2 separate regions of the Homo sapiens genome follow, and region 1 is linked to region 2. A link is an interaction called in ENCODE POLR2A ChIA-PET data of the cell type or tissue named here. Cell type or tissue: PC-9. All regions are shown on one strand. Links, peaks and the distances in the headings refer to the core of each region. The heading gives the core; the rest is flanking DNA.

The links. ChIA-PET counts read pairs that join two places held together with the same protein. Peaks named below come from ENCODE experiments on the same cell type or tissue, not always from the same donor. Only the 100,000 strongest peaks of a DNase experiment are listed, where the experiment ranks them.
Region 1: POLR2A ChIA-PET joins it to region 2 with 5 read pairs; 3 of 35 experiments call an interaction of 5 or more read pairs at or near these places.

The regions. Positions count from the first base shown.
Region 1 is chr15:77,196,773-77,201,309 of GRCh38, reverse strand. The region is part of intron 6 of PEAK1 (pseudopodium enriched atypical kinase 1); the gene reads left to right. Among named protein-coding and RNA genes, the nearest start is that of LINC00597, 26 kb to the left of the region's middle. In PC-9, for the core only: no CTCF peak of the experiment used is centred there; no DNase peak of the experiment used is centred there.
Region 2 is chr15:77,083,882-77,088,098 of GRCh38, reverse strand. No RefSeq gene overlaps it. Among named protein-coding and RNA genes, the nearest start is that of TSPAN3, 15 kb to the right of the region's middle. RefSeq lists enhancers at 3,921-3,970, 3,622-4,122. In PC-9, for the core only: no CTCF peak of the experiment used is centred there; a DNase peak (open chromatin) is centred at 2,708.

The DNA.
Region 1 (4,537 bases), core at 302-4,301, 110 kb before region 2:
GCTGAGATTTCAACACTGCACTCCAGCCTGGGTGACAGAGTTAGACTCCATCTCAAAAAAAAAAAAAAAAAAAAAAAGACACAAAGGCTTATCAATTTATACAGTAAAACTAAGGGTTGATATATGTCTTAAAGTTGGAAAGACATGGAGTGGTAGAACCCCTTTTTACTAATCTGTTCCCTGAAATCAATAACATTAGTCTTGAGTTGCTTGAACTCAACTTGATGCATTTAGTGTATGACATGTAAATCTGAGGAGAAATGCTAAAACATTTGGTAGCATCTACATAGTTGATAAAGAGCTCACATCACAGTATATGAAGAAATTTTTTAAATAATATATTTTACTCCAGAGGTAAGTTATGGTAAAGTATGAGTCTATATGTATATGTACTACCTAAAATTAGTTAGAAGGAAAAATATAGAAAGAAAGAAGAAATTTAACCATTTCCCTACCAAGCAGAATGACATGAAGCACGTTTGACCCTAATGGAAGATCTTTCAAACATGAAACAATCACCTGCTAACATTAAAGTTTCTATTGAATATGCCCTTTATTCAGTTTATCTCCTCCTCTAATTTTGTTGTCAGTAGTTCTGAAATGAGTAGATTTTCAAAATAAATAAACAAAAGCCTTTTAGATATTGAATATGGTTTTCAAATTGAGGGGACTTTTAAACTGTAAAATGTGAATCTACTATGCTATATTCACAGTTTGATAAAACTTGGTGGTTTTCAGTAGAGTGCTTCTTAAACTTTAATATGTTTATAAAGTACCTGGGCATCTTGTAAAAATGTAGATTATGATTCAGTAGGTCTGGGGCTACAGACCATACATTGAGTAGTGAATTTTAGAATGTACAGTTGACCCTTGAACAATGTAGAGGTTGGGATGCTGACCCCACACACAGTCAAAAATCTGCATATAACTTTTGACTCCTCAAAAACCTGACCACTGTTGACCATAAGCCTTATCAATAATATAAACAGTTGATTAACACTTATTTTGTATTCTATATGTACGATATACTATATTCTTACAATAAAGTAAGCTGGAGAAAAAATGCTATTAAGAAAATCATAAGGAAGAGAATATATTTACTATTGACTAAGTGAAAGTGGATCATCATAAAGGCCTTCATCTTGTCTTCACGTTGAGTAGTCCGAGGAGGAGGAAGAAGAAGGGTTGGTTTTGCTATCTCAAGGGTGACAGAGGCAGAAGAGACTGAACAGGTGGAAATAGGCAGGAAAGATAGGCCCACTTGATGTAACTTTATGGAAATATATTGTAATTTGTCTGAATTTTTTTGCTATTTTATTTCTCTAAAAATGTTTCCATACAGTACCAATCTTTCTTCCATTGTTTGCTTTAGTTTAGTGCCTGTATCATAGAGAAGGGTCCATGTTGTAAAAGAAGTCAATAGCAGTCTTGAATCGTCAGAATCCTTCTACTGGATTGTCTAACCTCAATCTGTTTTCTGGCACTGCTTCTTCTACATCTTCATCTTCATTGTCTGGCGCTGGTTTGGAAGCAGTCATCTCCATCAAGTCATCTTCCGTAAATTCTTCTGATGTGAGGTATATTAGCTCTTCAGTGTCTCCAAGAGCCATATCTCGACACCTTTTACACACACACACCCTACACTATTTTTGCCATATCCGCAGTCTCTGTCATGATTTCTTTGATTAACTCTGTCATAAATCCCTTGAAGTCATGTACAACATGTGGACACAGAGTTTTCCAGAGGAATTTATTGTTTGGGGCTTGATGGCTTTCACAACTTTTTCTGTAACAACAATGTCATCTTCAACAGTTTAATCCTTCCAGGCTTTCATGGTGTTCTCTCTATCAGAGCTCTCTTTCACAATGTTGGCAGTCCTTTCCACATGGAACTTTGTATAAGCCTTAAAGGTCCTATGGCCCCCGATCTAGAGGCTGAATTAGAGACATTGTGTTTGATGGCAAGTAGACCACTTCGATATCTACAGTGTTGAACTCATGGTATTCTGGGTGGCCAGGGACATTGCCTAATACCAAATGAACTTTAAAAGGCAGTCTCTTACTGGCAAAGTACTTTCTGACTTCAGGAACAAAGCATTGATGGAACCAATCTGGAAAAAGGGTTCTCATTCAGACCTTCTTGCTGTATAAACAAGAGTGGCAGCTGGGGCTTATCATTTCTCTTCAAGACTTGGGGATTACTAGCTTTATAGATAGGGATAGTCCCAATCATAAATCTGACCACATTTGTGCAAAACAGTCGAGTTAGCCTATCCCTTCCTGCCTTAAATCCTGGTGCTTACTTCTCTTCCATACAAATAGATGAAATAAATGTCCTTGGTGGCTTTTTCCCCCCACAAAATAGGGCACTTCATTTGCACTAAAAGCCTGCTCAGGCAGATATCCTTCCTCAATGATTTTCTTAATAGCATCTAGGAATTTATCTGCTGCCTCTTGGTTGGCAGAAGCTGCTTCTCCTGTTATCTTGACATTTTTTAAGCCAAATCTTTTTCTAGAATTATCAAACCATCCTTTGCTGACATTAAATTCTCTAGCTCCTTCACTTTCCCTTTGCTTTAAGTTGTCATATAATGACCTCACTTTTTCTTGAATAATATTACAGTCTCTAAGTATACCTTTCTTATAGCAATCCTGCACCCATACAAATGCTGTTTTCAATATGATACAAAAAGGTATTTCTCAAAAAATGCAAGATTTTCATGCCTGCTAGCCTTGCTGCATTGATGGCTCATGAACTTCATTTTCTGTTTTTTATACTGGTCCTTAGGCTAGATTCATTTATCTTGCAATGGTGGGCAGTTAAAGCTACAGACCTCAAACTACAGTACATAACAAGCAATTCAGCTTTTTCTTAAAGTGTCATAACTTTTCTCTGCTTCTTGGGAGCACCTCCAGCATCACTGGTGGCATTTCATATGGGTCCTATGTGTTATTTAAGGTTTACAGCATTGCACTAAAAATAAACATGATATGATAAATACACAAGAACCTCAAGAAATCACTTTTTACTATAATACACAATTTATTGGAGAGATGAACTGTTCATGTGGAGATGATTAGCATCGCATGGCCTTTTAAGCAGATAGAATACTTGAGTGTACCTCAGTAGCAACAGAAGGTGGCTACAAAATTATTACAGTAGTATAGTATGTATTATAATATGTGGTTATTCATATACTTATGCAGTTATTTAATACTACATCTTTACATTTGTTTACATTTCTCTCATTTAAGTTTTGATAAATTTTAACTTTTTATAATAGATTTGTATATACTCTATGATAGTAAATGATAAAATATACTATCCATATATTTTATGTATTCATGACATACCTATCTTTTTCATAATTTTTTTAATATTTCTAGGTTACATGGTTTGTCTGCGAGTTTTATCAAATTGTCACAAATCACCATAAAATTTTCCAATATATTTATTGAAAAAATCCATATGTAAGTTGAACTGCGCAGTTCAAACCCATGTTGTTCAAGGGTCAACTGTAGTCTGAAAATTGTCGTGGTCTACTTAGATTATTATAAATCATTGCTTTCCTTTCAGTTAGTCAGAGTTCTTAGTTCCCTAACATGGTTTCTTTTAAATGTTTGGGCTAGGAATTACACTTGGTTTTGATGTCTTGTTTTCCTGGGTTTTGTCTTATCTCAGAACACAAGACTCTTATAAAAACCTACTTCTCTGCTAGATGCTGTATCAAAATATTATTAAGGTAGAAAAAAGGTAAAGGTAGAACCAAAAATTTAAAAATAACAGAAATCTATCAAAAATTATTAGACCAAAGTAACAGAAACTTTCAAAAGATTATTTAATCATTGCATAGAAACCTCTTGATGAATATGTTCTTGCTATTTTGGACTTTCAATTATGTCCAAATTAATTAAATTCTGTTTGGATAATATATAAATTTCACCTCTTGTTTTTAGGCAAGATCCCAAGGAAAGTAATAAAATGGCCTTTGTCATGAAGGAGGCTTTTCTGGTAACTACAAATTTTGTTGTTTCTGTCATTGGCTATCCTTCCCTAAGCATTCTTTTGGGTGATATTCTCATTTTAAGCAATATCTATTGCCATGTATCAGAAACAAGCACAAATGTCTCAAAATTCTGTCTTCCAAGCTGTTTTAGTCTGGGTGTGGTGGCTCATGCCTGTAATCCCGGCACTATGGGAGGCCAAGGCAGGTGGATCACTTGAGCCCAGGAGTTTGAGACCAGCCTGGGAAATGTGACAAAACCCTGTATCTTAAAAAAAAAAAAAAAAATTAGCCAGGCATAGTGGCAGACACCTGTAGTCCCAGCTACTCAGGAGGCTGAGGTGAGAGGATCACCTGACCCTGGGGAGGTCGAGGCTGCAGTGAGCCATGATCGCACCATTGCACTCCAGCCTGAGTGACAGAGTGAGACCCTGTCTGTAAATTAGTTAATTAATTAATTAATTAAGCTGTCTTAGAAGGTTAAAGTATATTGTTTTTAATTTTTAAAGTATACCAAAAAATCACATTTTCTA
Region 2 (4,217 bases), core at 218-4,217:
GTATGGAAACATCACACTGTACCCCACAAATATGTACAATTACTATGTGTCAATATTTTTAAAAGTCAAGAATTTACTGTGGTGGCCAGATACAAGATTGCTTTCTTGTTTATCAGATTTATTCTGAAAGAAAATCTAATTTTTAAAACCTATTTTGGGCCAGGCACGGTAGCTCACACCTGTAATCCCAGCATTCTGGGAGGCTGAGCCGGGTGGATCACCTGAGGTCAGGAGTTTGAGACCAGCCTGGCCAACATGAAGAAACCCCATCTCTACTAAAAATACAAAAATTAGCCGGGCATGGTGGCATGCACCTGTAATCCCAGCTACTCGAAAGGCTGAGGCAGGAGAATCGCTGGAACTCGGGAGGCAGAGGTTGCAGTGAGCTGAGGTCACACCATTGCACTCCAGCCTAGGCAACAAGAGCAAAACTGTGTCTCCAAAAAACAAAACCAAAAAAAACAAAAAAAACTATTTTCAATGTAAAATAAAACCAGACCCAGAAAGGCCTTAAATGCCCAACTGTTTTGTCTTGGAGGAGCTGAGCAGCCAGAGAAGGTGTGAGAGCAGCGAGGCCAGTGTTAGGAAGCCTGGTTGCAGAAGTGTGCAGGAGGGTGGGACCTCCCAAGGCCAGGCTCATTCCTCCGGGGAGGTGCCTGCTGCTGTCCCCTGTGCAGGGGCCTGGGGCTGGGCATGGCTCAGATCCATGGCAGTGCCAGCTGCAGTGCACTCTGGTAAGAGATGGGGGTGTCTCACCCACTGGAGCCAAAGGAGAGAGCAGGAGGGCCTGGGGTATTGGAAGGGTCTCTTGTGGAGTGTGAATCACTGCAGCCCCTCAGGCCACAGCAGATGCAAGTTTTGTGGTCCCTAACTTTGTACAATTTGGAGGCCTTCCTTAAGGAAAATAATAAAAATCATAAAGACAAAATTAACAGCTGGGCACGGTGGCTCAAACGCCTCTAATCCCAGCACTTTGGGAGGTCGGGCAGGTGGATCATTTGAGGCCAGGAGTTTGAGACCAACCTGGTCAACATGGTGAAACCCTGTCACTACTAAAAATACAAAAATTAGCTGGGCGTGGTGGTGCATGCCTGTAATCCCAGCTACTTGGGAGCCTGAGGCACAAGAATCGTGCTTGAACCCTGGGAGACCGAGGTTGCAGTGAGCTGAGATCACATCACTGCACTCCAGCCTGGGCGACAGAGTGAGATCCTGTCTAAAAAAATAAAAAAAATAATAAAAAAAGACACTATTAGGTACAGACATGAATAGTTACTTGAAATGAGAAAATAAAACAACCTACAAATCAGAAAAGTTGACACTACAAATATTATAAAATCCCCCCAATAGCAGTATATTTTTTATTCAGTGCTTAATAAACATTTATAATATCTTTTTTCCCTTCATTTTTGCTACATATCTTTTGGCTGCTTTTTCATATGACAGTACTTTCGTGCTGCCATTTTCTATTAAGAGAATGGAAAGATAATTCACTGCTTGCCGTGGTATGGTTGACTAATTTGTTATTTTATTAGTGATAGTTTACAAAAATCTATTTTGGCTTCATGACTTACTGGTAAAGTCGTGTACATTTTTAGGATTGTTGTCAAGTTGAGGGAAACCTTTATCAAATTTCTTTTATAAATGAGCTGTAAGATTTCAGGGTTTTCAAGTTTTCTTGTGTTGCGGACCAATCTTAAATACTCTGAATTGATGGTGCTCGTTAAGGAGAGCAATTCAGATGCATTCTTAAATTGCTACTACATTGCTTTGAGCTACATAATTGTGTAATAAAATTACTCTTATGTCACATACACTGTACTTATTGATGAGCACATGTAGGAGTTTTGTCACAGGAACACTTGTTTCTTCAGGCTGTCTTGCTGTGTTGGTGGCAATTTCATGTGCCATTTCATCCGGAACTGCCAGACCTTATCAGGACAAGATCCATCAGTTGCACCAAGATGTGATTCCATATACTGGAGTGCATAAAACATCTATCTTCACACACAAAAGTACTTGTTGCTTGTAGAACTGCTGTAACACTCAAGCACTCACTATAAGCAGTGATTTTTTTTTTCTTCTTTTCTTTTTTTTTTTTTTTTGAGACAGGCACTCTCTCTGTTGTCCAGACTGGAGTGCAGTGGTGCTATCATGGCTCACCACAGCCTTGACGGTCAGGCTCAAGCGATCCTCCTACCTCAGCTTCCCACATAGCTGGGACCACAGGCATGCACCACCACACCTGGCTAATTTTTGTATTTTTTGTAGAGAGAGGGTTTCACCATGTTGCCCAAGCTGGTCTCAAACTCCTGGGCTCAAGTGATCCTCCCACCTTGGCCTCCCAAAGTGCTGGGATTACAGGCATGAGCCACTGTGCCTGGCCTAACAATGGAATTCTGATCAATTTTATTTTGCATGAATCTCATTAAAGAGAAACTAATGTGTGGCACATGTGTCATGGTGTATGCTACATTATTGCATATATTCTTGACAAGAGAGAACTTTCATTTTGACTGGGCATGAGAAATGAGTCCCATGTTCTGATAGTGTAAGAATTTTCTACAGACTAACTTCTGGATTTGTACATTTCAAACTTTGTTTCTCTTCCACAAACTGCCAGTGGTGGGAGCTGACATTCATATTTCAATGTGGCATCTGGCCCTGCACCATCATGTCACAATGACGGGTGAGTCAGCATGGTGAGTATTGGTGGACAGGAGGAGTATTCCTGGAAACCATTCCTAAACCAGAATGGCTAGTAATAACTTTACACTGTAAGCCACGTAAATAGATCCCACTAAGCCAAACAAATATGTCTTTAACTCAACTTCCCTTTAGCCAGATCCCCAAAATGCCATGGCCATTCCAAACCATCCAACATGTGTGGAAATATGACACAGAAGTTGGAGTGGAAGAGACCGTGATCTTCAATGATTGTAGTCAAAACGTTTTACTCCTATAGGTTTTACAGAAACGTTAGGACCATGTAAATACATTGCTAGTACCCCTCCCAGGGCTTTGGAGGGGGATGTCATTGAGCTTAATTAACATCACACTTTATCCTCCTTTGGCTTGGGCTGCCAGAGTGGGAACTGGGGAACCAGGGAACAGTCGCATTCATCATTCCTGTCACCACAAACTCTCCACAGTTCACACAACAACCCTCACACTCACCTTCTTATTTTCTTGCTACAACCCTGTCAGGCAGGCCTTGTCATTCCCACTTCACGGAGAAAAAGTGCAGGCCCAGAGAGGAAGAACCCTAGGCCAGGGTCACACAGTTGGCAAATGACAGAGCCCAGCTCTCTGGTGTCCCAGTCCGGCGCTCAATCCCTCCACCAGGGTCCTACTGCCTCATCTGAGCCCATAGTCATCCTGACAGGGGGCAGGGAAGGAGTCACATCCCCATTTCATAGAGGTGATGGCCTTTGTGTTCACCCATCTGCACCCACAGGACAGTCGACAGGACGTTTGGTGCACAGGAGTTTATTTAACTCTCATGGCAGTGTGCAGGGAGTGTTATCCCCATGCTCTGGTGGAGGAAACAGAGGCTCATGGAGGTCACGTGGTCTGATTAGGAGTCGAGGAAGAGGCACCTGAAGTCAGGTCTCCGGACTCCTAATTCAATGCTTTTTTGCTGAACTTTGCTTCTCCCGCTTTAGAGATGGACGGGACCTCGGAGTATCATCCAGCCCAATCCCCTTTCCACAAATGAGAAACCGAGGCCAAGAGGAGAAGCCAGGTCATACAGCAAGTTGGGACGGATGCCTTACTCAGCCGTCTGGTTTGCCTCTCTCCTTCAGGCACCCGAGAACCTTCCATCTGCTCCCTCGTGTCTAGGGGTCCCCATTGCAGGCTGGACTTTTACCCCGACCTTTGAGTGACCCATCCAGCAACAGCCTGGACCAAGCAATCCTATGATTGTCTTCCTGAGTAGACTCCTCTACTTCCAGAGTAGACTCCTCTACTCTGAAACTGTCTCCACCCACAACCCAGGAAGAGGGAGACGGGTGCCAAGCAGCCCTGAGAGCCCAGAGTAACCACGTCCCCATGGCCACAGCTGATTGGGTCACACCTGATCCGGGAGAGCCAATCCAGTCTGAGCAAAGCCGACTGGGTAGGTGGCAAGCCTGAGTGATCGGAGAGAAGCCGGGACGGATGCAAATGCAGAGCCCGCTGGCAGAGGCGCAGAGGCACCGACCGACCGACCAACC